2 separate regions of the Homo sapiens genome follow, and region 2 is linked to region 1. A link is an interaction called in ENCODE POLR2A ChIA-PET data of the cell type or tissue named here. Cell type or tissue: OCI-LY7. All regions are shown on one strand. Each heading gives the region's core, and the rest is flanking DNA. Links, peaks and the distances in the headings are about the cores only.

What was found. Peaks named below come from ENCODE experiments on the same cell type or tissue, not always from the same donor. Only the 100,000 strongest peaks of a DNase experiment are listed, where the experiment ranks them.
Region 2: POLR2A ChIA-PET joins it to region 1 with 29 read pairs; 10 of 35 experiments call an interaction of 5 or more read pairs at or near these places.

Annotation. Positions count from the first base shown.
Region 1 is chr5:177,334,571-177,346,513 of GRCh38, forward strand. LMAN2 (lectin, mannose binding 2) reads right to left here. Exons shown (of 8, transcript NM_006816.3): 3 at 3,918-4,035; 4 at 3,136-3,215; 5 at 2,793-2,954; 6 at 2,566-2,680. It also overlaps the pseudogene RPS20P17. Among named protein-coding and RNA genes, the nearest start is that of LMAN2, 11 kb to the right of the region's middle. RefSeq lists enhancers at 1,453-2,078, 4,312-5,265. In OCI-LY7, for the core only: CTCF peaks have their summits at 1,773 (motif pointing left) and 1,980; a DNase peak (open chromatin) is centred at 1,781.
Region 2 is chr5:177,452,011-177,467,666 of GRCh38, forward strand. It overlaps PRR7 (proline rich 7, synaptic), which reads left to right. Exons shown (of 4, transcript NM_030567.5): 2 at 1,946-2,030; 3 at 2,819-3,484; 4 at 3,714-4,276. The coding sequence starts at 3,058. The coding sequence ends at 4,111. It overlaps DBN1 (drebrin 1), which reads right to left. Exons shown (of 15, transcript NM_001363541.2): 5 at 15,471-15,617; 6 at 15,245-15,322; 7 at 14,901-15,052; 8 at 14,762-14,825; 9 at 8,634-8,693; 10 at 8,422-8,545; 11 at 7,593-7,730; 12 at 7,088-7,258; 13 at 6,048-6,697; 14 at 5,645-5,747; 15 at 4,600-5,493. The coding sequence ends at 5,423. Among named protein-coding and RNA genes, the nearest start is that of PRR7-AS1, 12 kb to the left of the region's middle. RefSeq lists silencers at 1,855-1,944, 2,455-3,064, 2,514-2,745, 3,255-3,804, 3,895-4,034 and 1 more and enhancers at 2,350-3,050, 3,298-3,592, 5,157-5,857, 15,090-15,635. In OCI-LY7, for the core only: CTCF peaks have their summits at 2,575 (motif pointing left), 3,480 (motif pointing right), 4,539 (motif pointing left), 4,746 and 1 weaker place; DNase peaks (open chromatin) are centred at 2,581, 3,501, 4,451, 5,761 and 2 weaker places; H3K4me3 peaks cover 3,694 bases; H3K27ac peaks cover 3,483 bases.

The DNA of each region.
Region 1 (11,943 bases), core at 1-8,000:
GTCACCAGCAATAAAAAAGAGAGGAGGCAGAGTGGAGAGAAAACAGTAAGGGCTTTACAAGCAGAATCATCTGGGTCTAAATCCTGGGGTCTGCCGCCCTCTTTGAGGCTCATGTTCCGCACATGTAGAGGAGTGATGATCTCCATCTGTGTGGTTGCCATGGCAAGTACATGAGAAGGGTCTACACCACACAGAAGATGGCCTGCCTGCAGAATAAGTGCTCAAAAACAGACCCGGGAAAGACCAACAGTCGCTGTGTGACTGGCTGAGAAGGCTGAGGTCCCAAGGGCAGGAGCCACCAGACATTCTTGCCACAGAGACCCACATACAGGCTGCAGGGGAACAACTCGGCAACCAGCTAAGGGCCTGAGCCTAACGCAGGTCAGCAGCTGTGCCTGAGGAGACTGGGGAAAGGCTCTGTCCAATGGCATGCACAGGGAAGAGCCCTGGCTTGACGCTGATGGATCACCCAATTGTAGAGATGAGGAGGCTGAGGCTCAAAGCCGACACGTGGGTCCTGGTCAGCCTGGGACTGGAATCTGAGGAAAGGCCTTGTTGAAGGGAGCAGGAATCTCTGGAGCCAAGGGGGGACCTAATGAGCAAGAGCTCGGCCAGGCACACAGTGTGAGAGCCGAGCATGCACAGCCCTTGGAGACGGCGAGCGGCCCTGCAGGACAAGGACCGGCCCTGGAGTCAGGCCCCAGTTCCCATCTGGGCTCTGCTGCTTCCTGCTCGTATCTTAGGAAAAATCCTTTCAGTTTTCAAACTCCCAATGGTTGAGTAAAAAGGGAACGAGATGGCCATCTGCCTAAAAATACATCAGGTGACATCACCCGTAAGGTGCCTGGCACTGATGACCCCTGACCAGTGGTCAGACACGGCTCCCCTCATGGTGCCTCCTCCACTCTGTGCTGGGCTCTCCCAACAGCTGTGAGAGCTGCCACCGGCCACAGCACTGGTGCTGCTCTGCTCCTATCAAGAACCCTCCAAAGACAAGGGCTGAAACAGTGTGATGAAGTTCCAGGCAACCCGGGGCAGGAGGGAAACCAGCCAGGCGCGAGCTGGAAATGATGAAAGCTGGTTGGCAGGAAGGGTGCTTACCAGACCTCTCTCCTCTGCTGGGTATGTGACTGAAAAACCCCCAAACAATGGATGTTCTGGGGTCTGAGCGGACCCAAGCACTTCCATGCTGAGAGAGGAGGCTCCTGGGCAGTGGGCAGACTACAGGCCCTGGAATGGGTCATCCTGAGGATAAACCGCCCATGTCAGGTCCCCCGTGTCACGTGCCAGTTCTGGTCAGGAGCTGGCCCTGGGCCTGGCACCTGCTCAGGGCCCCAAAGAGAAACCGAGAACCACAGCCAAGGGCCACCACGGCCTGGTGACCAGTGAGGCCTGAGCAGGTTAGAGGCACCCCAGTGCTCGCTGAGCACCTGCCCTGGGCCAAACAGCCATTTATAGAGCTTACAATTGAGCAGGAGGGCCAGAGACAATAAAATTAATTACTCGGTAGACTCAAAGATGGTAAATATTATGAAGAAAAATAAAGCCAGCAAAGATGCTGGGGAGTGGGCTGGGGACACAGGAGGGGGCACGACATTCCACGAGGGCATCAGGGAAGGCCGCACTGAGGAGGTAACATCTGAGCAAGGCCCTAGGAGACAAGGGTGAAACAGCCGGGGCAGGAGGGCACAGGCGCATCCAGGCAGCAGCTGGAAGCCACAGTAGGCAGGGGGAGCAGTGAGCAGGGAGCCAGAGGTGGCAGGGCTGGCACAGAGGCCCTGGCGCCCCCTGCAGAGCTCTGCGCAGAGCAGCAGGAGGCCTCACACGGGCTGAAGGCGATTACTGAAGGCGATTACACGGCTGCTGTGCTCACGAGAGACTGTTGGGGGCTGGTGAAGGAGGGGACCACTTGGGAGACTCCTGTGAGAGACACTGGTGGCCTGAAGCCGCCAGGTAGTCAGGGAGGGGAGGGAAGTGGTGAGACGTGCTGTGAAAATAAAGCCACAGGGACTGTTGATGGACCAGAGGTGCCATGTGAGAGAAAGAAGGGTCCGGAAAGACAGCAAGCAAATAGAGGGGCACAGGTGCCACTGACATCCCGATGGGCAAGATGTGGCCTCAGCTGTGGGCACAAGGGCTGAGCAGGTCCAGAGCGGTCTGGGCTGGAGATAAATCTGGGAATCTACATTGCCCAAATCTAACTGACCCGCTGCCTCCTGTTGATGGGGAAGGTTGCCAAGGGACCGTTCAAGGCCTGAGGCCCGGACAGGCCATTTACAGAAGAAAGGAGGAGGAGGAACACAGCCAGGTGAGCTCAGAAACCACAGGAACTGAGGCCCGGACAGGCCATTTACAGAAGAAAGGAGGAGGAGGAACACAGCCAGGTGAGCCCAGAAACCACAGGAACTGAGGCCCGGACAGGCCATTTACAGAAGAAAGGAGGAGGAGGAACACAGCCAGGTGAGCTCAGAAACCACATGAAGGCAGGCAATCAACTGCATGGAAAGCTCCCAGTCCCTCAGGGTGAGCTGGGCTGGGAACCAACGCCTGGCCCGGCCCACTCACCAGACAGGTCGCCGGTGCCGGCGGAGGCCCCGAAGTAGTAGCCGGTGGGCAGGCGCACTCCCGTGATGTCAATGCAGTTCTTCCACTCGTTCTTGTCCTCCAGGTCGGTCATCACCTGCAGGGCCCAGCACGCTAAGCACCTCGCAGGACAGCAGCCTGCCCTCCTGAGCCTCTGTGGGACCAGCACAGGGCCACCAGCTGCCACCCCCACCGCCTAGCCTGCTCACCGTCAGACGGCCCCGGGAGTAGCGCACAGCCAGGAAGGTGTCGTGATCGCGGTTGCGGAAGTCAGCCGTGCAGCCCGCCAGCTCGGTCCAGCGCCCATCCTTGCTGTGGTCGTAGGACAGGGAGCCATTGTTCACCATCACCGAGATGTACGGGAACACGCGCTGGGACCAAGACATCGGTTACTCCACAAGCAGCCCAGCCTGTGGGGCGAGCAGGGGCACCCACCACCCCAATCCCTGGAGGCTCCTCTTGTGCTGGGACCATGGAAGTCCCAGGGCCCCCTCCTCTAGCCGACTGCCCAGTCCTTCCTTTCCTGCTCAGCAGGATAGAGCAGGGGCCTACCTCAGTGGTCTCATCATTGGGGTAGGTGTCCAGGAAGATGGCTAAGCCGTGGAAGTTATCTTTGCTTCCAAACACAGGCCCTAGAATTATAAGCAGATGCTCTCAGAATGGGAGAAACAGGAGCCGTCCCATGGGTACCTAAAAGGCAAGCAATGCCAACATGGGTGGGGGCAAGAGAGCCCAACCCACTGGCCATTCACCGAGAGAGAAGGGATCGTGAAAGGAGAAAGCTGAGGCTTTCTCCTCAGAAGTGGGGGGTCTAGGCATATGACACAGAGGACTCAAGTTTGAAGGCTGAACTGTGAGGGGACTGAGGCAGATGTCAGGTGTCAAGGGGGTACCTGGCCTACAAAAAACAGTGAGCCACAGGACAGCCCTACCCAGGAGGCTCTACCCTCTATACTAGGGGCAGCAAACATTCTGTGAAGAGCCACCAAGGAAACACCTCAGGGTCTGTGGGCCACATGCAGTCACAGCCACACAGTCTTCATGTTTTGGCTTTTTTACAACAATAACTGTTTAAAATGGTAAAACCAGGCCAATGAGGGTGTAGGGTTGAGCTGCAGGACCCAGCTGCTCCTCTCCCCTCAGTGACCTTCCTTCCAGAGCCAGGCTCCTTCCGGAGGCGCAGGACTTTATCCACGGGAGGCAGCACTTTCCTAACAGGAGAGGAGACGCTGGTCCCCACGAGCCACAGGCAGCCCCACCCCACCTCCCTAGGGGGCCAGCAGCCATGCCCGTGCCCACCCCCACAGGGCCCAGCTGAGCGAACACCAGCCCACCTGGCACGAGGCGGTCCCGGGTGTACCACAAGGCGATGCCGTCTCCATGGAGGTTCTTCTTCCCTGTGCCGTGGACTTTGAAGTGGACGTGCATTTCCCAGTCTTTGAGGAAGCACGGCTGGAGGGAGAGCAGAATGGGCTGCTCAGAGCTCCCCAGGGCCTTCCAGCAAGCTGGAGGCAACCCCAGCACGGCCCCTGCCCCACAGACCTCTCTTCTCTCCCCAGCTAAGACTGGGCACTCCTTGGCACAGGGCCACAAGTGCCACTGACCACAGACCCCTAAATGTTCTGGCCGTGAAGGGAAGAGACTGTTGGGCACCAGGTGAGGTGGGGGAGGCCAGTGTTCCAAGGCTGCCTGAGGCCCAGACCCCGCCAGCAGACCTCAGGCTGCTCCTGAGTAGGTTTAGGTGGCTGCCACACTGTTCACCCTCATTACCAGCCAAACCCACCAGCCATTTCCTCTCCATCCACTGCTCTTGCCCTGGAACCTTCTGCAGACGTTACAACTCCTATTTGAGCAAAGTATTTTACAGGAAAACAAATTCAGAGGTGTAACAACTTGTCCAGAGCAGCTCAGTGGACTGTCTGGACTCACGCGCAGGGCTTTCTGACTCCGAGAGCTCTGCTCAGCGGACTGTCTGGATTCACATGCAGGGTTTTCTGACTCCGAGAGCTCTGCTCTGCCTTCAGTACTTCCCGCGGCCTGCAGGCCTTTCACATAAATTGCACCAGCCCCTTTCTGGTCACCCACATCCACTGCCACATCCACCCTGCTAACCAACCTTCCCAAGTGAGGAAAATCAGGCCGGGTCAGTGCTGCTGGCCTCAAGCCCAGGTCTGGCTGACTCCAAAACCCAGCCCTTCACCAGTTCACCTCCCCAGCCCAGCCTAAGTGTGGTACCAGCGCTGGGGATGAGAGCTGGTCAGGGTCGTGCTCTGGGACTCAAGGGCACCACCATGTGAGCTGGGGCAGGGATGGGCACCGCCTACGCCAAGGGAGAAAGCCTTGCCTTAGGCATCAGGAAGTCGCTTGTGAAAACTAAGGTGTCAACACACACGGTGACAAGAATCCACTTTCAGGAAGTCTGCAGATGGGTATGTAAGCAAGTGATTAAACAAAGACCCATCACAAAGGCAAACCCAAACAGGATGTTGACCTGTCAGACTGGCAACTGTGAAAAAGACCATTAACGTCCAATGCAGATGAGCATGAAGAGAAATGAATACAGGAGTAAAGGAACATGAACCAGTATTAATGATGGGTAATTCTGGGAGGGGGATTATGGCGACTGTTTACCATGTTTGAATAATGTATAATAAACATATTACTTCTGTGATCACAGAAAAATAAAAAACACTGTACCCCAATTTGAGCAATATGCTTCATGCATTCATTGATGCCACAGACTCACTGCTCCCACTCTGGGCACCAGGAACCCAGATAACAAAACCTAGGCCGAGTCCCCGAGAGCACAAAAGAATGGAAGATATAGAATTGTGGGTAAGAGACAGAGGAAACAGTGAGAGAGGCTAAGACTCATATAATTGGGATTCCCGAGTAAGATGTGAGAAATGAAGGCAAAGGAATATTTAAAGACGTCTAAGCACTTACTAAAACTGATTCAAAGACACGCCACAAACTTGAAAAGTCCTACAAACCAAAGGAGATGACTAAAAAGAAAACCATATTTAGGCACAAAAAAAGAAGGGAGGGATAGAGGAAACAGCAACAACAACAAAAAAGTTTTTTTTAACATGAAACTATTTTTTTCTAATTTTTTTCCCCGTGGTACAGCCCCAGGCAATCCTGAGAACGTGTGCCACAAAAGCATTTTTTCTTTCTTTTCAATTTCAACTTTTATTTTAGATACAGGGGCTACATGTGCAGGTTACATGGGTATACTGCACCCAGGCAGGGAGAACAGTACCCAATAGGTAGTTTTTCAACCCACGTCCTCCCCCATCTAGTCTGGAGTGTCTATTGTTCTCCTTAAAAACAGAGAATCTTGGCCGGGTGCAGTGGCTCACGCCTGTAATCTCAGCACTTTGGGAGGCTGAGGCAGGTGGATCACTTGAGGTTGAGGCCAGCCTGGCCAACATGGTGAAACCCCGTCTCTACTAAAAATACAAAAATTAGCCAGGCGTGGTGGTACATGCCTGTAATTCCAGCTACTTGGGAGGCTGAGGCGGGAGAACTGCTTGAATCTGGGAGGTGGAGGTTGCAGTGAGCCGAGATTGTGCCACTGCATTCCAGCCTGGGCAACAGAGTGAGACTCTTTCTCAAAAAAAATCAGACTCACTCTGTCGCCCAGGCTGGAGTGCAGTGGCACAATCTCTGCTCACTGCGAGCTCTGCCTCCCGGGTTCACGCCATTCTCCTGCCTCAGCCTCCCCAGTAGTTGGGACTACAGGCGCCCGCCACCACACCCGGCTAATTTTTTTGTATTTTTAGTAGAGACAGGGTTTCACCGTGTTAGCCAGGATGGTCACGATCTCCTGACCTTGTGATCCGCCCACCTCAGCCTCCCAAAGTGCTGAGATTACAGATGTGAGCCACCACGCCCAGCCTTTTTTTTTCTTTTTTTTTTTTTTTTTGTGAGACAGAGTTTCGCTCTTGTTGCCCAGGCTGGAGTGCAATGGCGTGATCTTGGCTCACTGCAACCTCTGCCTCCTGGGTTCAAGCGATTCTCCTGCCTCAGCCTCCTGAGGAGCTGGGATTACAGGCATGCGCCACTACGCCTGGCTAATTTTGTATTTTTAGTAGAGACGGGGTTTCTCCATGTTGGTCAGGCTGGTCTTGAACTCCCGACCTAAGGTGATCCGCCCGTCTCGGCCTCCCAAAGTGCTGGGATTACAGGCGTGAGCCACCGCGCCCGGCCATAAAAAAAATAATAATCTTAAAGAAAAAGGAACCAGAGGGAAAAAAGGCAATGACTCTCACAGGAGCAATAATCAGCCTGACACCCGGCTTCACGGCGGGAACAGCGGGAGCAAGAAGGCAGATGACTGATATGTTTGGAGATACAGGAAGGTAACAGCCAGCATGGGATTCTATACTCAGCAAATGTATCCTTCAAGAATGAAGGTAAAATAAAGATATTTTGAGACAAACAAACAAAAACCAAAAGAATTCATTAGCAGACTCACACTTTCATTCTTCAGGGAGAAAGAAAATGATCCCCATCCAGATGTAAAGTCAGATTCCAGAAGGAACGAAGAACAACAAATACAGTGACTATAAGGGTGAAAATCTAAATATCTGACTGCACAAAACAATGGGTTGTGTGATTTAAAACAGAAATAATTAAAACAAATGACAACAATAAATGGAGTTAAAGTGTGTTAGGATCCTTGCACTGTCCAGGAAGAAGGTAAAGTACACATTATCATTAGTCTTTGGTACAACATGAATGCCTGCTTTAAATTCTAGGGTGACCACTTAAAACTGAGAAAAGAGCATATAACTTTCAAGCTAATAGAAGAGGAAAAATAGGATAATAAAAATTAACCTAAAAGAAGACTAGAGAGAAAAATGAACAGAGAATAGGCAATTTGAATATATAGAGTAAGATAGCAGATTAAACCCAAATGTATCATATTTCATTAAATGTAAATGGACTAAATGCTAAATAAAAAAACAAAACCCAAGGGCACCTAGGATCTCTGTATTATTTCCTGCAACGGCATGTGAATTTATAATTATGTCAAAATAAAAAGTTTAATTTGAAAAGTAAAGAGGCCAGGTGCAGTAGCTCATACCTGTAGTCCCAGCACCTTGGGAGGCCATCATGGGAGGTTTGCTTGAGCCAAGGAGTTCAAGACCAGCCTGGGCAACACAGCAAGACTCCATCTCTATAAAAAAAAATAATAATAAGTATATAAAGATCAGAGATCTAAACTTAAGAGCTCAAACCTGGCCGGTTGCAGTGGCTCACACCTGTAATCTGAAACACTTTGGGAGGCTGAGGCAGGTGGATCACCAGAGCGCAGAAGTTCAAGACTAGCCCAGGCAACACGGTGAAAACCTGTCTCTACAAAAAAATACAAAAATTAGCTGGGCCTGACTGCGCATGCCTGTAGTCCCAGCTACTTGTGGGGCTGAGGCAGGAGGATCACTTGAGCTGGAGAGGTCAAGGCTGCAGTGAGCCGTGTTCACGCCACTGCACTCCGGCCTAGGCAATAAAATGAGACCCTGCCTCAAAAAACAATAAACAAACCAACAAAAAAACCCTTTAAAACTCTTAGAAGAAAATCTAGGGAAAAAATGTTCATGACACTGGATTTAGTAAAGATTTCTTGGATATAGCACCAAAAGCACAGACAAAAAAAAAAAAAAGATAAATTGTACTTCACTAAAACTAAAATTTTTGTACATCAAAGAGCATGATCAAGAGGGTGAAAAGACAACCCACAGAATAGGAGAAAATATTTGCAAATCACATATCTGATAAGGGATTAATATCTAGAATATATTAAAAAACCCTAGGCCGGGCGCGGTGGCTCATGCCTGTAGTCCCAGCACTTTGGGAGGCCAAGGCGGGCAGATCACGAGGTCAAGAGATGGAGACCGTCCTGGCTAACACGGTGAAACCCTGTCTCTACTAAAAATATTAAAAAAATTAACTGGGCATGGTGGCAGGCACCTGTAGTCCCAGCTATTCGGGAGGCTGAGGCAGGAAAATCACTTGAACCCGGGAGGCAGAGGTTCCAGCGAGCCGAGATCGCGCCACTGCACTCCAGCCTGGCGACAGGGCGAGACTTCATCTCAATAAATAAATAAATAATAACAAATGTTGGCAAGGATGTGGAGAAATTGGAATCCTTGTGCATTGCTGGTGGGAATATAAAATGGTGCAGTTGCTACAGAAAACCGTTTGGTAGTCCTCAAAAAAGTAAAAATAGAATGACCGTATGATCCAGAGATTCTACTTCCTGGGTATATACCCAAAAGAACTGAAAGTAGGATTCAAACAGATACTTGTATACCAATGTTCACTGCAGCACTATTCACAATGGCAACAGATGGAAACAACCCAAGTGTCCATTACGAATAGATGAATACACGGAATGTGGTCTAGACACACACACACACACACACACACACACACGAATATTACTCAGCAACAAAAAGGAATGCAGTACTGACATATACTACAGTATGGAGGAACGTTCAACATATGCTCAGTAAAATAAGTCAAAGAAGACAAATATTGTATGCCTCCATTTATCATTTATGTGAGATGCCTAGAATAGTCAAATTTACAGAGATGAGGTAGAATGGTGGTTACCAGGGACTGTGGGGATGGGAGTGATTGTTAAATGGGTAGAGAGTTTCAGTTGGGATGAGCAAAGAGTTCTGGAGACAGACGGTGGTGATGGCTACACAGCAATGTGAATGCACTTAATGCCACTGACCTGTACACTTAAAAATGGTTAAAATGGGCCAGGCGCAGTAGCTCACGCCTGTAATCCCAGCACTTTGGGAGGCCAAGGCAGGAGGATTGCTTGAGGCCAGGAGTTCGAGACCAGCCCGGGGCAGCATAGTGAGACCCCAGCTCTACAAAAAATTAAAAAAAAAAAAATTAGCCAGGCACAATAGCACATGCCTTGTAATCCCAGCTACTCAGGACACTAAGCAGGAGGATCACTGGACTCCAGGAGTTCGAGGCTGCAATGAGCTAGGATTGCACCACTGCACTCCAGCCTCCGTGACAAAGTGAGACCCCCCCCATCTCTAAAAAAAAAAAAATTTTTTTTTAATTTTAAAAACTGGTTAAAATGGTACGCTTTGTTACTTTTTTTTTTTTTTTTTTTTTTGAGACAGAGTCTTGCTCTGTCGCCAGGGTGGAGTGCAGTGGCGTGATCTCAGCTCACTGCAACCTCTGCCTCCCTGGTTCAATTCTCCTGCCTCAGCCTCCTGAGTAGCTGGGATTACAGGAACACGCCACCATGACCAGCTAATTAGTTGTATTTTTAGTAGAGACGGGGTTTCACCATGTTGGCCAGGATGGTCTTGATCTCCTGACCTCGTGATCCACCTACCTCGGTCTCCCAAAGTGCTGGGATTATAGGCGTGAGCCACCGCGCCCAGCCTGTGTTACATACATTTTATCACAATAGAAATATTTGAGAAATTTGACCAGATGCAGTGGCTCACACCTGTAATCCCAGCACTTTGGGAGGCCGAGGCAGGCAGATCACCTGAGGTCAGGAGCTCAAGACCAAGCCTGGCCAACATGGTGAAACCTCGTCCTACTAAAAATACAAAAATTAGCCGGGTGCGGTGGCGGGCGCCTGTAGTCCCAGCTACTAGGGAGGCTGAGGCAGGAAAATCACTTGAACCCGGGAGGCAGAGGTTGTGGTGAGCCGAGATCGCGCCACTGCACTCCAGCCTGGGCAACAGAGTGAGACCCTGTCTCAAAAAAAGAAAAGAAAAGAAAAGAAGAGAAAGAAGAGAAGAGAAAAGAAAAGGAAGAAAGATTTGAGAAATTTTCTTGCATGTGCAGATGTGTACGTACAACAGTGGAAACATTTTTTTACATAGCCATGACATCTTTTAAATGCCATTGTCAGGCTGGGCGCAGTGGCTCATGCCTGTAATCCCAGCACTCTGGGAGGGCAAGGTGGGTGGACTGCTTGAGCCCAGAGTTCACGACCAGCCTAGTCAACATGGTGAAACCCTACTTCTACCAAAAAAAAAAAAAAAAAATTAGCCAGGCATGGTGGTGTGCGCCTGTAGTCCCAGCTACTCAGGAGGCTGAGGTGGGAGGATCACACCCAGGAGACCGAGGCTGCAGTGAGCCGTGATTACACCATTGCATTCCAGCCTAGGTGACAGATTAAGACCCTGTCTAAAAAAAAAAAAAAAAAAAAAAAGCCACTCTTTCAATGTCAATGTGTAGCCTACTGAAGAAAATAGTTTCATAAATTAATGGATTTAAAGGTAAAAAGGGTTAAAGTGGTAAATTTTATGTTATATGCATTTACAACATAAAAACAACACCCCTGAAGCCTAGTAATATACCATTTATAAGAGAAAACGCTAAAACATAAAGAAATGGGAAAAAGTAAAAGGACAGGAAAAATGTATCATGCAAACACTAACCAAAAGCAAGCTTCTGCTCCTTCAGGAAGACAGGGCCACAGGCGCTGCAGAGCTGTGGTCTGCCCGCTCCTGCTCCTGCCTCACCACTGTTTGCTCTGGCTGAGGAACAAGTTGGTCAGGAAGGCTCGCAGCAGCCATGGCATGCATTTATTTATTTATTTATTTATTTATTTATTTATTTATTTATTTATTTTTTGAGACAGTCTCGCTCTGTCGCCCAGGCTGGAGTGCAGTGGCATAATCTCAGCTCTCTGCTACTTCTGCCTCCCAGGTTCAAGCAATTCTCCTGCCTCAGCCTCCAGAGTAACTGGGACTACAAGCGCCCGCCACCACACCCAGCTAATTTTTGTATTTTTAATAGAGACGGGGTTTCACCGTGTTGGCCAGGATGGTCTCGAACTCCCGACCTCAGGTGATCTGCCTGCCTCGGCCTCCCAAAGTGCTGGGATTACAGGCGTGAGCCACCGCACCCGGCCCACCCACGGCTTTAAAGATACCTGAAGAAAACCTGCGGAGCCAGAGGTGACAATTCACTGAATCTGAATCACTTTAATGAGCTGCAACATAGAATCCCCAGAAAAGGTGTGTGCTGACTTGATCAGAGGAGCAAAGGAAAAGAATCTCAAAGTGAAAAGACCAGCTGGAACGCCTATCAAGGCTTCGAGAATCACCACAAGAAAAACTCCTTGTGAAGGTTCTAACACACGGGATCGTTTCCAGATGAGAATCCACAAGTGGCTCACTGACCTCCACAGTCCTTCTGAGATTAAGCAGATTACTTCCATCAGTATTGAGCCAGGAGTTGAGGTGGAAGTCACCATTGCAGATATTTAAAGTTGACTATTTTAATAAATTGATTACCGGTTGTTGTTTTTTTTTTAAAAAAAGCAAGCTTCTATAGCTATACCCATAACAAAATGTA
Region 2 (15,656 bases), core at 1-8,000, 120 kb after region 1:
GCTTTCATCCCCCTGCCGTGCTCCCAGTGAGTGTGTGGCCCGAGAAAACATGCAGAGCGATATGGTTCAAAAGCACTACAGATAAATCAAGATGCAACCCTAAAACATGTTCAAATAACCTTCAAGAAAGTAAGAAAAGAGAAACAGGAAACAGAACGTGAGTAATCAAATGGCAGACTTCGGTCCATCTGCAGGGCATCGCTCCGAGCACCTGAATGTGTTGGGTAGGTAGGAGGAGGCACGTATTGGCTACTACCAGTCTGGAGCAGTGTGGGCAGTGGAGGGAGTGGCTGGGAGCAGCAGGCTGCAGGCAGGCTCTGAGTCTGAAAGGCTCCCAGACAAGGGCAAGAGCTCACATAGTAAAGGAGCAGTAAGGGGGCATGGTTTTTTCGGGAGGCTTTGCCAAGTCTGGCCTGGTCAGGTAGAGCATTTTGAAAGGTCTGAATGAACCTCTGATGTTTATGTATTGAGCACCTATGGTCGGTTAGATGAGAGTCTACTGAGCACCTGGGAGGGAGGCTTCAGACAGGATTCCAGTCCCGTGGGCCTGCTGTGGCACTGCCGAGAAGACAGCGTTCAGTGTCAAATCCCTACCCACTCCACCTGGGGGTGGAGCCAGGTTGGGGCCAGGGGGCTAGTTATGTGACCTTAAGCAAGAGCCTTCCTCTCTTTGGCCCAAAGTTGCCTAGTTTATAAAATGCAGCTATGACGGCACCCAGCAGGTCCTGGGCGTGGCCTGCCCTGTATGGCCTAATGCCCCACCTGCTGAGCTGGGCGCCCTCAGGGCACAGAGGGCCCTCTCTTTTGTCTCTTGCTAACCTGGCGCTGCCATTACATCTCCCCTTCATCCTGTAGCTCTTTCTCACACTGCTATTCCACAGCAGAGTCGGGCTGGTGATCAGGCATGCCAGGGCCCTGGTGGGAAGGGATGGGAATGCATTTTGGCTGCTAGCTGGCTTGTCTGCCCAGTGCCCCCATGGCTGCCACTTACATCTGGCACAGAGTTTGGATTCAGACTCAGGCTAAATCCTAGCTCCTCCCCTTCTGAGCTGTGTGACCTGGGGCAAGTCATTCCCCTCTCTGAGCCTATCTCCCTGTCTATCAAATGGGCACAACCACCACAGACAAGGTGGTGTTGAAGAGAGGATTCTGCGTGGTCCTTGAAAGATATTTCTAATTCAGCTAAACCCCATCACCTCCAGCCCCAGAGTTACCTTTTCTGACCCAGAGCTGTTCCTGCCTGGCAGACCGGGGGACCTCTAGTTAGTGCCAGTTTCCTCAGAGCATTCCTGATGGCTCAGGAAAAGAATAACAGATGTAATTAACTCCCAGTGACTGGCAGCATCGTGTTTTTATCTGGGCTGCGTCACCATGGCAGCCTCATGGCAGGGTTGTCGAGGGGGCGGGCAGAGCTATGGTTCCTGCCATTGTCTGTTCTGGAACGCAGGCCCAGGAGAAGGGGACTGGCAAGGGCACCAAGTGGCACGTGGCTGAAGGCAGCCATGGAGTCAGACAGGAGCCATCTGGGGAGAAGTGTGGGGTGGCCATGGCCTGGCTTCCCCCCAGCCTGGGGCTCAGGCTCCCTGTGGCTCTCGAAGCAGTGTGTGTGTGCCTCGGGCACGCGGAGGGTAGGGTCCGTGGGGCTCCTGGAAGAGGCCCACAAAGTAGCCCAGGCAGCGCTACCCCCCACCCCACTCAGGCTAGAGTTTTGTGGCCAGGCCTGGGTTCAAATTATGGTGCTACCACCTGCCATCTACACAGCCAGTTGTTCCCCCAACTCCTCGTCTGTAAAATAGGAATCATTCCAGTTACCCCAAAGGCTTTCGTTCAAACCTGTGTGTATAAGGCATTCAGGAAAGGCTCAGTTCTGTTCTGTGGGGGCGGTGAGCAGTCACCTGCCACCCTTCACTCTCAGAGTCAGGGCTCCCTCCTACCTCCCTCTTAGGGTGCAAGGTTCCCCCTCTCACCCGCAGCTGTGGAGAGGAGGAAGCGGAACTAGAGATGCCCATCTGGAGTGAGTGCAGGACCAGGTGGGTACGAAAGACTAGCTTCCAACCCTCATCTAGTTTTCCTCCCCTCCGCGAGAGGGAAAGGGAGACGGCGGCCTGAAGACAGAGGCAGAGCCAAGTGGGGCTGTGCAAGGGCAGGAGGCGGGGAAGCGGAGTTGGAGCAGGCAGGGCGCCTGGAGGAAAGGAAGAGAGTGTGGCCCACGCCCGGCGCGGCGCGCTAGGCTCAGACAAAGGCAGGGCCGGTGGCACGCATTACCAGTCGGAGCCACCCGCCTGAGCCCCCCTACGGGAGCGGCGGGAGACCCGGAGGGCGCGGTGCGGAGCCAGTTGTTCCGGGCTTTGGGCAGCCAGGGGCTGCCAGGCGTCTGTACAGGGCGTCGGGTGGCTGTCTGTGGGGCTCTAGGAGATGTACCACCCTTTCCCCGCCGCACAGCAACGGCGCCGAGACGCCTCTTCAGGGACCTGGTGCGCACAGGCTCCTGAAACCCTTTGGCCCCGGGACTGCGGATGGCGAATCTCTCGTTCGGACTCAGAGCTGGAGTCCGTCCTTCGCGCGCCCCCTGCTGGCCCGCCTCGGCTCCCCTCGGCGCCCGGGCTCCGCGGCGGCGGCCGGGGCTCAGATCGGGGAAACCCTACCGGGGAAACCTCGAGGCGTGACGTCACCCTCCTCGGTGACGTCACCGGGCCCCCGGGGAGCGCGAGGTTCCCACGGAGGAGGCTTTCCCCGGACTGCGCAGGGCGCGGGCGGGGGCCGGGAAGTCGTTGGGGGCCGCGGCGCGCCTTCACTGCGCCCCGTGTCTGCCCTACAGGTCCCGCGCGGCCCCGGGTGAGGCACGCCCGCGCGCCCGCCGGCGCCATGGGAAGGAGCGGGCGCCGCTGCTGTCCCCCGCCGGCGCGCGCACGACTTGAGACCTGCCACGGGCAGCCCCCGGCCGCGGGTCCCCGAGTGACGCTGGCGGCACCTGAGAGTGTGGCGCGGGCCCGGGGCCACGCAGCGGAGCCCAGTGTCCAGTGAAGCGTCTGAGGACCCGCCGCCCGTGCCGCCGCCATGGTGATGTCCCAGGGCACCTACACGTTCCTCACGTGCTTCGCCGGCTTCTGGCTCATCTGGGGTCTCATCGTCCTGCTCTGCTGCTTCTGCAGCTTCCTGCGCCGCCGCCTCAAACGGCGCCAGGAGGAGCGACTGCGCGAGCAGAACCTGCGCGCCCTAGAGCTGGAGCCCCTCGAACTCGAGGGCAGTCTGGCCGGGAGCCCCCCGGGCCTGGCGCCGCCGCAGCCACCACCACACCGTAGCCGCCTGGAGGCGCCGGCTCACGCGCACTCGCATCCGCACGTGCACGTGCACCCGCTGCTGCACCACGGGCCCGCGCAGCCGCACGCGCACGCGCACCCACACCCGCACCACCACGCGCTCCCGCACCCGCCGCCTACGCACCTGTCGGTGCCGCCACGGCCCTGGAGCTACCCGCGCCAAGGTGAGTACCGACCTCCGCCAGGGGGCGATCCGGGCCGCCGGAAGTGGGCGGGCGTTGGAGGGCTCGCTGCTTACCCTCAGGGCTTCCATCCGCAGCCTCCGGGAGAACACGGGCGGCGGCGGGCTCGGGTTCGGGCTAGGGCTGGGGCGCGGGCGGCCCCTGGCCGGGGCCTCTGCGAGAGGCTGGGAACCGGCGGCCTCACCTCCTCCGACCGCCTCCCACTCCGCAGCGGAATCGGACATGTCCAAACCACCGTGTTACGAAGAGGCGGTGCTGATGGCAGAGCCGCCGCCGCCCTATAGCGAGGTGCTCACGGACACGCGCGGCCTCTACCGCAAGATCGTCACGCCCTTCCTGAGTCGCCGCGACAGCGCGGAGAAGCAGGAGCAGCCGCCTCCCAGCTACAAGCCGCTCTTCCTGGACCGGGGCTACACCTCGGCGCTGCACCTGCCCAGCGCCCCTCGGCCCGCGCCGCCCTGCCCAGCCCTCTGCCTGCAGGCCGACCGTGGCCGCCGGGTCTTCCCCAGCTGGACCGACTCAGAGCTCAGCAGCCGCGAGCCCCTGGAGCACGGAGCTTGGCGTCTGCCGGTCTCCATCCCCTTGTTCGGGAGGACTACAGCCGTATAGAGGGGCGCCCGGCGCCCCGGGCCCCACCGGCGGACTCCTGGCCTGACTGCGGGGCTTTTTAAATGCTTCCCTGGACTGCGGGGAGGGGCGGGGGGAGGGAGGGATTTCTTATCCCGTTTGTTACATTTTGAGGATAATAAAGGTGTGTGATCTGGTTTGGTACAAGCGGAGGGTGCACCGGCTGCTTTCGCCCAGGGTTCTGTGTGACCAGACAAGCCGGGGCCTTGGCGGGAAGGACCCTCAACGTGCGTTTCCGCCACAACAGAACCTAAGGGTACAGCACTAAGTCTAAGACCAACCCTTCTCCGGTGGTTGTAGGTGCCAAGCGGCTTCCCCTGGGAGCCTTAGCCCCTAGCACCGCCCCCCCACCCCGCCCCCGCCTGGCGGGCCTTGGAATTAGGGTGAGGACGCCCCCTGGTGGCAAGGAGGTGCTGCGGCCTCGGAGGTGGGAGGAGTTGGGAACCTGGGTCAGGGCAGGCGGCAGCCCGAAGGGATCTGGATTTCTTTATTAACAGACATGAGCACGACCCGTTACAGAAGTTTGTGCTTTCCAAAAAAAAAAAAAAAAAAAAAAAAAAAACAGTTACTAAACGTGAAAAAGGAACCCAAGCAAAGAGGAAGGAGTTGGGGAGGGGCCACCAAAGCCCCTGGGCCCCATCCATAGCCCTGACCTGAACCGCGCCTAGGGCCTCCAACCTGGGACCTGCCCGGCAGGAGACGGGGGGTAGCCGAGGGGCCCCAGCTGGGCCTGCTACTTCCTTTGGGCCAGACAGGAAGGGGTCAAAAGAAGGGCGGGGAGGGGGTCCCAGGGAGCCAGAGCCCACGAGCCATTTATTGCCATGTTTTAAAATTCGTGCAAAATATCTGAAGCCCTGGACAGAGAATACAAAGTGATATTTTCCCAAGAAACATAAAACTAGGAAAAGAGGTGGGGGACATTTTCCCACCAGAGCTCCCCCCACGCCAGGCCCCAAGCAGGGTGAGGCCTCCAACCCGGCCAGCTGAGCAGGGAGGACTAAGAGCTACAATCTGGACCAGGGAAGGAGGGGTGGAATTTGCAACAGCGTCTCAACTACCAACGAGAGGAAAGCCAGTCAACTGTACAAGTCTCCTATCAACTTTTTAAAAAAAGAGAAAAGCTGTAAAAGTCAGGCCCTGTGGGTAGGGAAGCGGCCAAGTCCCCAGCCAGGGCCGGAATCCGGAGTGGGTGCCAGGCGGAGCTGCTGCGAATGCAGGCACGGCGGGCCGTCTGGCCAGAGGCTGATGCAGGTGGGCGGCCTTGGCAAGGGTAGCCTAGGGCTGGCGCCACCGCTAATCACCACCCTCGAAGCCCTCCTCCTCTTCTGGAACTGGGTCTGCATCCCAGCATGTGATGTCGATCTCTGTGGCGTTAGAAAGGGAGAGGAGTTAGGGACCTAGCAGACCGCTTGTGTCCCCAGCCTCTGTGAGCGGTGGGTAGTGGTGGGGTGGCTACCCACACTCAAATCCAGCCCCCGCACCCAAATTCCTCCCCATCATCCAGCCCAGTACTACCTGGAGGCTTGTTGTAGAACACAGGAGGCGGAGCCTTGGCACAGAGCTCTTCCGATTGGGCAAACTCCTCCTCCTGTGATTGACTGAAGTACCCCTCACTGGCCTGCAGGGGAAAGCATCAGGTCACTTGGCCCCACCCAGCAGGACTGGGGCTGACCTATCAGGCCTGAGCCCGTTTCCCCAGCAACCAATGATTCCATCAGTGGTTGCCAGGGAAACAAGGATGCCTGCCTTGGGAACAAAAGCAGAGCCGGCCCAGGGAGGGAGGGTGGGATGGACTTCCCCTCAAATAATGTGGGTCACAGAGAAGGGGGTACTGGTGCAAGCATGAGGAATGCAGGGCCAGCACCCTGCTCAGCCCCCACTCCCTCCCATCCCTCCCACCAGGCAGTCCCTGCCGCACCTGGGTCCCCTCCTTCTGGGTGGTCTCGCCATTGGTTAGCAGGTGGGGCTCCGGCTCCTGCTCTTGCTCCAGCTCCTCAAGGGCTGAGGGCAGAGTTGGGGTCTGGGGGGCAGCCAGGGACTCCCCTTCCACTTCCTCTGGGTCACAGAAGGTGGCTGGCGGCTCAGGCAGCTCATCAAAGTTGAGAAGGGTGGCACAGCCTTCGCCTGCTGGCAGCAGTGGCTCCGGAGCCACCTCATCCAGCAGGGGCACCTCTGCCAGGGTGACCTCAGTACCCGAGGGTGGCGTGGGGGCCCTGGGCTCACCCTGGAGTGTGGAGGCCCCTTCCCCGTTGCCAGGCCATAGGTCAATGAGGCTGGTGGCGGCGGGGGGTACGTTGTTGGCAACAGTGGTGTCAGCAGTGGCAGTGTCAGTTTCAATGGTGTCAGCTGCATCGTGGATCTCCGTGGCGTCAGCTGTGGCAGGCTCCACGGGAGCAGCCAGGACAGCCTGCTCTGCAGACTCCATGAACATCAAGTCCTCTGCAGGGCTGCCTGGCCCCCGGGGAGGCGCCTGTGCCTGAGGGGGCTCCTCCATGGGGCCGGCCCAGGCCTGAGGGGCTGCTGCTCTGGTCTCCTCACTGTCTAGGATGGGGCTGGGCTCCTGGGTCTCTGTCACAGCACAGGCAGAGGAGATATGTAACCGGCTCCCCTCGGGGAGGATGGAGACCCTGCCCACCCACTAAGGAGTGAGGGAGCCAGGGACTTCCATGCAGGTGTCCCACTGCCCCCTTACCCAGTGACCCCAGTGACTTTAAGCCCCTTGGCAGCTCCGGGAGGAAGGCCAAGGCCCGATTCCCACTTGAGAGGGCGGGTGCTAAGCTTTAGAGAGGGCAGGTCTGACTGTACACCAGGGCTCCTCCCCACACAGCCGCCTCCAGGGCAGTGCAGTCTTGGTGATGGGTGGCCCAGATCCCTGGAGAACGGTTACCATGGCAACCTGGGGCTCCCAGCCAGGGACTGATGATGGGAGGCCTGGTGCAGGTAGCATCCCTCTCTCACCTTGGGCTGGTGGGGGTGGCGGTGGCAGTGGTGGAGGCTGCGAGGAGGTGACCTCATCCAGGGCCCGCTCTATCTGCTCAGCGACAGGGGTGGAGGCGGTGCTGGAGTCAGACGGGCTCCGCGTGGGGATGGGAGTGGGCGCCATCCTCCGGTGGCTGTCCAGGTGGCTGCCTGTGGAACAAACCCCAGGTGGGTCAGTGAGGGCGGGGGAGCCGGGTGAGACAGGATTGTCCACCTTGGGGCCTGGCCAGCACCTCCTCTCTGGAATCTGGGTGGGGGCTGGGAGCTCTCCAGCCCCACCAGGGGCCAGACTACAGCTCCAGACCCTGTAAGCTAGGCCCCTGGAGGCCAGTGCCCCATAAGGCCAGGGGCAAGAGGCAGGCAGTGCCTGCCCTGGGGGCAAACACCAGAGATCAGCGGTCAGACTGGGGGAGTGAGGGCGGGGGGCTGCTGGGAAGCGGGGCCCTCCTTACCACCCCCGCCGAGGCCTGGGGCTGCTACCTACATGGGAGGGAGGAAGAGAGGTTTGGGGTGCGGTGGCAGGTGATATAGGGAAAGGGAGTCCGTGGAGGGGAGGAGGAGGAAGAGGAGGAGGAGGAAGGCCCACTGTCCGATGCCTTTATGAAAGGGCAGTACGGACGACCTGCCGAGAGAGACAGACAGAGAAAGAGACAGAGGACAAGAGAGGGTCAGTCTCCCCCACCCCTGCCCGAGGCCTCTCCCGCCCCCAGGGCCTGGCCCTGGATGTCCAAGCTGCCTTCAGCCAGGGGCACAATCAGCCAAGCCAGCCGCAGCCTCACACCAGCCCCAGACACACAGCCAGCCTGGGAGCAGTACAGCAGGGACGGCCTGTGGCGGGACCCCAGCATGGGGCAAGCACACTCAGACCAGCAGACAGGGCAGGGAAGAGCTTCAGGAGAGGCGGAAGCAGCACACTGAGAAGCGGAACGGGGACACCTGGGTGCAAGCTCCGGGAGGCTCCCTCAGGCCCGGGGCAAGAGCCCAGCACGCATGCATTCCGGCCTTCCAGGCCAGACCTAATTCACCCCAGCCGAGCTGCTCCCCGTGGCCAGCGCTGTGCCTCAGCCCATGCCAGAGCTGCCCCACAGGCCCTAGCACTCCCCACTGTTCAGCCACAAGCGACTTCACCACCATCCCTGGCCCTTCTTGGGGTCCTGCCACCTGGGAAGTGGTGGGCGGATGCACGCTGGATGAAGGGTCTCGCCTTCTCCAAGGGTTGCTTGGGCAAGGCCTCCCTTCTGAGAGAGTCCCAGAGAGGCTCAGGGCCGCAACCTGAGGAGTGGGGCCGGACGGGGGGTGGGGCCTAGGACTACCTGGTCGATGGTTGAAGGGCGAGGGTACATCACAGCTGCCCGCAGAGGCCGATGCGACTCTTTCCTGCTGCTTGAAGAACTCCCTTGGGTTGTCAGGCCGCTGGGCAATAATAGCTGCTGCCTCCTGAGGGCACGAGGAAAAGGTTGGGGCTGGGCCAGGCAAGCTGAGATAGCCCTGTCTGCCTCACCTGGCTGGTGCCCCCAGCTCTCACCTCCACCTCCGACTCTGACTTCTTCATGTGGGTCTCTTCCTCCTCATCCCGATGGTCACCCTAGAAACCAAAGGGACAGTGTCTGGTGCACCTACCCCCCACAGGGGCTTTTGGCCTTCTTTTTTACTGTATTTTATTTATTGATTTTGTTTTTAAGACAGGTTCTCGCCCTACCACCCAGGCTGGGGAGCAGTGGTACAATCACGGCTCACTGCAGCCTCTGCCTCCTGGGCTCAAGCAATCCTCCCACCTCAGCCTCCCGAGTAGCTGGGACTACAGGTGTGCACCACCATGCCCGGCTAATTTTAATTTTTTGGTAGAGATGGGGTCTCCCTATGTTGCCCAGGCTGGTCTCAAACTTCTGGGCTGAAGGGATCCTCCTGCCTTGGCCTCCCAAAGTGTTGGGATGGATTACAGTCATGAGCCACCAGTGCCCGGCCTTCTGGCCTTCTTTTTTTTTTTTTTTTTTTTTTGAGACGGAGTCTCGCTCTGTCGCCCAGGCTGGAGTGCAGTGGCGGGATCTCGGCTCACTGCAAGCTCCGCCTCCCGGGTTCACGCCATTCTCCTGCCTCAGCCTCCCAAGTAGCTGGGACTACAGGCGCCCGCCACTACGCCCGGCTAATTTTTTGTATTTTTAGTAGAGACAGGGTTTCACCGTTTTAGCCGGGATGGTCTCGATCTCCTGACCTCGTGATCCGCCCGCCTCGGCCTCCCAAAGTGCTGGGATTACAGGCGTGAGCCACCGCGCCCGGCCCCTTCTGGCCTTCTTACAGCCCCCATGCTTCTTTCGCAATCTGGCAGGAAGGGTTTCAGAGGTGGTACCTCTGCCCCGTCAAACCCTGTCACACAGCCCCTCTCTTCCCTCAGGGCCCTCAGCCACCTCATCTCTGACCTGCCAGGCCTCTGGGCACCAGGCTCACTCACTCACTTGCTCATCCCCATATCTAAGCAGGTGCCTAGGGCCCTCCAGAAGTGCTCCTTGTTTTGCAGATAACTTCTTGGACCTCCTACCCTAGTGCCGGGGCCACCATGCTCCCAATGTTGCTGCCTGGACCGTGGCATCATGGTCCAGCCTTCCTCACTGCTACCTGCCTTATTTGCTCTCCATAGGCCCTGAAAGGACCTTTCCAAAATGCGGATCAGACCATGATTTTCCTGAGCTTAAAATCCCTCAGGGGTTCCCATGAGCCACAGCAAGCACTGGCTAAATATGACCCACAGATGGCTTTTGTTTTGCTGGTATGATATTTTTAAACCATGTTCATTAGTTACCACCACTTAAAAACCAGGAACTTTCATACTGAGATGAGGGTCCCAGTTTCTCTTGAGGTGACAGAGCCCTGGCGACATCACCTGCAAGCCCGGAGCAGCCATCACCGGGGCCTCGCCGCAGCCCCCTTAAGACAGGCGTGTGCCACCCGCTCACCCCCGGCCCCACCATCGCCTACTGGCTTCACCTGCCCACTGCACACGTTGTTTTGGGTGGGCAGCGCCCGCACTTGGCCTACGTCCCCCACCCCTGCCTGACCTAGCCGTCACCTCTCCAACACCACCCCCTGCCGGCCCCCACCCCAAGGCTCCCACATACTGTGAGATGTAGACATCAAGTCCTCAGCACGACGCAGTCAGTTCCCAGAACAGGCACACCCGTTCCCACCTCCAAGCCTCAGCATGGGAGACTGGCCTCCCTCCCAAATGCCTGCTCCCCACCCGGGGGCCAGGCCCTCTGGTTTCCAGCTGCAGCGTGGCCACTGCTTCCTGGGGAAGGACCTCTGAACAAGAGGCTTGTTCAGGTCATTTCCTCCTCTGGGTCCCCACAGGGTGCTCCTGGCTTCCACCACGATGACACCACATCCTAAGTTCCTGTTTCCGGAGGCACCTCCCCCCTCCGCTGTGAGCAACGCAGGATGAGGACCGGGGTCTCCGGGTGGGTGGCCAGCACAAGGCGGGCGCATGTTTGCTCAACTGCACTCACACACCAAAGGCTTCTTAGTCGGTGTCCCCTGCTGCTCAGGTGGCAGCTTGGGCAGGAGGGGCTGCTAAGGTGGTGAAGTCCCAGGGCTGCTCTGTTTTTGAGCCTATAATCTAAAATTTTAGCTTATGTCAGGAGCACTGGGAGAAGGGCCCTTCGTAGTATCCCACCTCAGGAGGGCTATCACCTCAGTGATAACTTTGTGACCCCCAGAATGAAGTCTAAACTCCTCCTCTGCCCTTGCTCTCCTTTCCCAATCAAATCTCCCCCACTCCTCAGCCCACGGGGTTCCAGTCAGCCTAGGCTCTTCACCTTCCCATGAGCCTGTGTCCCACCAGCCTTTGCTGCTCTGCCCACTGCCTGCTGTAATCTCAGTTGGTTCCTCTGCCTTGTTCAAAGAAAGGACCAGAGGCAACTACCACAAAGGCTTTTTTTTTTTTAATCTGAGACAGAGTCTTTCACTCAGGCTGGAGTGCAGTGGCGAGATCTCGGCTCACTGCAAGCTCCGCCTCCCGGGTTCACGCCATTCTCCTGCCTCAGCCTCCCGAGTAGCTGGGACTACAGGCGCCCGCCACCACGCTCGGCTAATTTCTTGTATTTTTTAGTAGAGACGGGGTTTCACCATGTTAGCCAGGATGGTCTCGATCTCCTGACCTCATGATCCGCCTGCCTTGGCCTCCCAAAGTGCTGGGATTACAGGCATGAGCCACTGAGCCCAGCCCTCCACAAAGGCTTTAATAAACTACCAACCATGTGAACACTGAAACAAGTAAGGCCCAGAGGGAGGAGAGAGATCAACGCACTAACCACATGGGTCAAAGCCACTGCTGTGCCTAAAGCATTTTCAGATACACGGGAGCTCCCCTGCAGGCCAGGCAAAAAGGGAACTCAGATATGGAACACAATTCGTAACAGGGGAGAGAAAGCAACAGCTCCTTAAGCCAAGAGAAAGCATTTCACAGTGCTAAATCCCAAAGTCTCTCGCATATTCCCTTCCTTAGAGGACCTGAAATTGAAAGGGTACCACACTGACCTGCTAGAATGTCCACTGTCACTCTCACGTGAACTATACTTGAAGGGCCAGATGGGACTATAAAATAATGGTAAGCTCCTTCAGACTTTACCTGAAATGTTGATAACTGGTGAAAATAAATCAGCTCAGGGGGTTCACAACACTATTCTGTCTACCTGCATGTGTGTATGTTTGAAATGTTAGCAAAAAAATAAACTTTATCAGGGCTGGGTGCAGTGCACTTTGGGAGGCCGAGGTGGGAGGATCACCTGAGGTCAGGAGTTTGAGACCAGCCTGGCCAACATGGTGAAACCCTGTCTCTACTAAAAATACAAACATTAGCCGGGCATGGAGCCGTGCACCTGTAATCCCAGCTACTTGGGAGGCTGAGGCAGGAGAATCGCTTGAACCCAGGAGGCAGAGGTTGCAGTGAGCTGAGATGGCGCCATTGCACTCTAGCCTGGGGGACAAGAGTGAGACTTCATCTTAAAAAAGATAAATAAATAAAAATAAATAAATAAATAAATAAACTTTATCAGGCAGGGTGCGGTGGCTCACGCCTGTAATTCCAGGACTTTGGGAGGCCGAGACAGGTGGATCACGAGGTCAGGAGTTCGAGACCAGCCTGACCAACACGGTGAAACCCTGTCTCTACTAAAAATACAAAAATTAGCTGGGCATGGTGGTGCACGCCTGTAATCCCAGCTACTCAGGAGGCTGAGGCAAGAGAATCGCTTGAACCCAGGAGGCAGAGGTTGCAGTGAGCTGAGATTGTGCCATTGCACTCCAGCCTGGGCGACAGAGCAAGACTCTGTCTCAAAAAAATAAAAATAAATAAATAAATAAACTTGGCTGGGTGAGGTGGCTCACACCTGTAATTCCAGCACTTTGGGAGGCCGAGGAGGGCAGATCATGAGGTTAAGAGATCGAGACCATCCTGGCCAACATGGTGAAACCCCATCTCTACTAAAAAGACAATAAATAAATAAATAAATAAATAAATAAATAAATAAATAAATAATAAACTTTATCTGCTGGGTGCGGTGGCTCATGCCTGTAATCCCGGCACTTTGTGAGGCCGGCGGGTGGATCACCTGAGGTCAGGAGTTCAAGATCAGCTTGGCCAACATGGTGAAACCCCATCTCTACTAAAAATACAAAAATTAGCCAGGCGTGGTGGTGGGCGCCTGTAATCCCAGCTACTTGGGAGGCTGAGGCAGGAAAATCACTTAAACCTGGGAGGCAGGCCGGGTGCAGTGGCTCACGCCTGTAATCCCAGCACTTTGGGTGGCTGAGGTGGGCAGATCATGAGGTCAGGAGATCGAGACCACCCTGGCTAACATGGTGAAACCCCGTCTCTACTAAAAATACAAAAAATTAGCCGGACGTGGTGGCGGGCACCTGTAGTCCCAGCTACTTGGAGGCTGAGGCAGGAGAATGGTGTGAACCTGGGAGGCGGAGCTGGCAGTGAGCTGAGATGGCGCCACTGCACTCCGGCCTGGGCGACAGAGCGAGATTCCGTCTCAAAAAAATTTAAAAAATAAAAAAATTTTAAAAAACCTCACTCTGAAAGGATAAATAAAATGTGGTATATCCATACAATGGAATATGATTCAGCCTTCAAAAAGAAGGAAATTCTGATGCATGCTACAACATGGATGAATCTTAAGGACATCATGCTAAGTGAAATAAGCCACACGCAAAAGGACAAACACCGTGCGATTCCACTGATAGGCAGTCTCCAGAGTAGTCAACTTCATAGAGACAGAAAGTGGAATGGTCGTTGCCAGGAGCTGGCGAGTGGGGAAGGGCAGAATTTGTGTTTAATGGATGGTGGTGGTGGTTATCCTACAATGTGAATGAATTTAATGCCGCTTAATGAAATGCAGATTTTAAAATGACTGAAATGGTACATTTTATGTATTTTGCCACAGTTACATACATGTGGCCAGGCGCGGTGGCTCACGTCTATAATCCCAGCACTTTGGGAGGCCGAGGCGGGCAGATCAACCGAGGTCAGGAGTTCAAGACCATCCTGGCCAACATGGTGAAACCCAGTCTCTACAAAAACACAAAAATTAGCTAGGCATGATGGTGTGCGCCTGTAATCCCAGCTACTCAGGAGGCTGAGGCGGGAGAATCGCTTGAACCTGGGAGATGGAGGTTGCAGTGAGCCAAGATCACGCCATTGCATTCTACCCTGGGCGACAGAGTGAGACTCCATCTCAAAAAAAAAAAAAAAAAATACATGAATCAACTTATGAAAAAAAGATCTTACCCAGCTCGTTCTCCACCATGTTCTTTATGTGGCAGGTGGCAGGTGTGTGTTGAATGAATGACTGAGGATGGAGCTTACCAGCCACACATCATCCCCACCCCATCCAAGGGCAGATGTGACTGGAGTGACTTAATGCTGCTGCCTGCAGGACTGTCTTGCCTCCTCTCTCTCAGCCTCCTGTGGGTGACTCCGGAGCCCGTTTGAGTCCCCACAGCCATGCATCTGCCCATTACAGTCCCAATCCAGATGAGTATCAACCCACCTCCCTTCCTGAACTGAGCCATGCTCAGTCCTGAATGACATTAGCTATTTCCAAAATACTAAATTCAAAGCATGGAGATGTGACTCTGCTGTGATTCTCAGGGACCAATCCACAGGACCTACGGGCCATTCCCAATGTGTGGAGATTCAGACAGTACCCCTGGAACAAAGGGGCTGCTCCCAGGGAGATGCTGCTCCCAAGGAGATGGTACACACTGCCTGCAGATGCTCAGCACTGGCCCAGGCTCACCCATGCCGCCTGCCTCACTCCTGTGGCCCCTCAGAGTGCAGAACAGTGTCTAATCGCCGAGAAACCCCAGGGCAGGGGAGGGGGAGCCTGGTCAGTGAGGGTCTGGGTCTAGATGGAGTTTCTCTTCCAATCTAGAGCACAAGCTTCTCCAAAGTAGTCTTTTTCCACGGCCAGAGGCCAGAGCCCCACGTGATGAGGTGCCAGGCCTCATGCTCCATGGCACCCTGTGCCCATGCAGCTCCCCAGAACAGCCACCACTGTCCCTGAGCCACTGATCTCCCCACAAGGCCCAGGAACACAGGGACCATTCTCACTTCCCTGACCCAGAGACCGGGAGCCTTGGCAAAGAACTTACAAAGATAGACTGCTCCTTCAACCGCCTCTTGGCCTCTTCCGCTTCTAAAGTCTGCTGTTTCCTCCTGGAACGATAAGCAGCCAGCACCCGTCAGGGTGCGCCCGGGGGCCCCTGGAGCGCTCCGGGCGGGCAGGCTCACCTGTGCTCCTCGATCTGCTGCTCCCGCTCCCGGTAGCGCCGCTCGCGCTCCTCTTGCTCCTGCCGCTCCTGCTCCATCCGCTCCTGCTCGAACCTGAGCCTCTCATCCAGGGCCTTCTTCCGCTCCTCCTCCTTCCGCAGCTCTTCTTCCTTCTGCAAGCCCCGGTGCGAACAAGGGTAGGCCCCGAGCCTAGGCGCCTGGACCCTGCCCCTCCAGCCCCTCCCTAACCCAGCGCTGGGGGCGGGGCACGTGGCATGGGCCATGCCACTGCAGTGAGGGACTCAGACCTGCCCCATGGGGTCCATGAGGGGTGGCTCAGCCAGGCCGGGCTCAGGGTTCCATACCTTGGCCTGCTCCCAGAACTGCTCTCGGTTAATCCGCTTCATTTCCACAGCTGCATCCGTCTTCTGGTAGGTGGTGCCCTGCAGTGTCGAAGGACCCAGCATAAGCAGGCTGAATGCCCCAGGAACCCCCGACACCTAAAGGGTGAGAGCTAAGAGGGACCGGGCAGGCCAGACTCGGGCACCAGGCCACGCAGGCAGAGCCCACGGGTGCCAAACACACACTAACCACGGGCTCTGCGTTCTCATCCTCTCGCAGCCGCAGTCGGTGCAGCACAGGGCTGGAGAGTCGCGCCAGCCCGTTAGAGAGCCGCTGCCCGATGGCACCCGCGTCTATGTCTTCCACGCTGCTGGCGTTCACGATCACGTCGACACCCTTCCGCAAGAAGACGGCAGTGCTCAGGCGGCACCATCC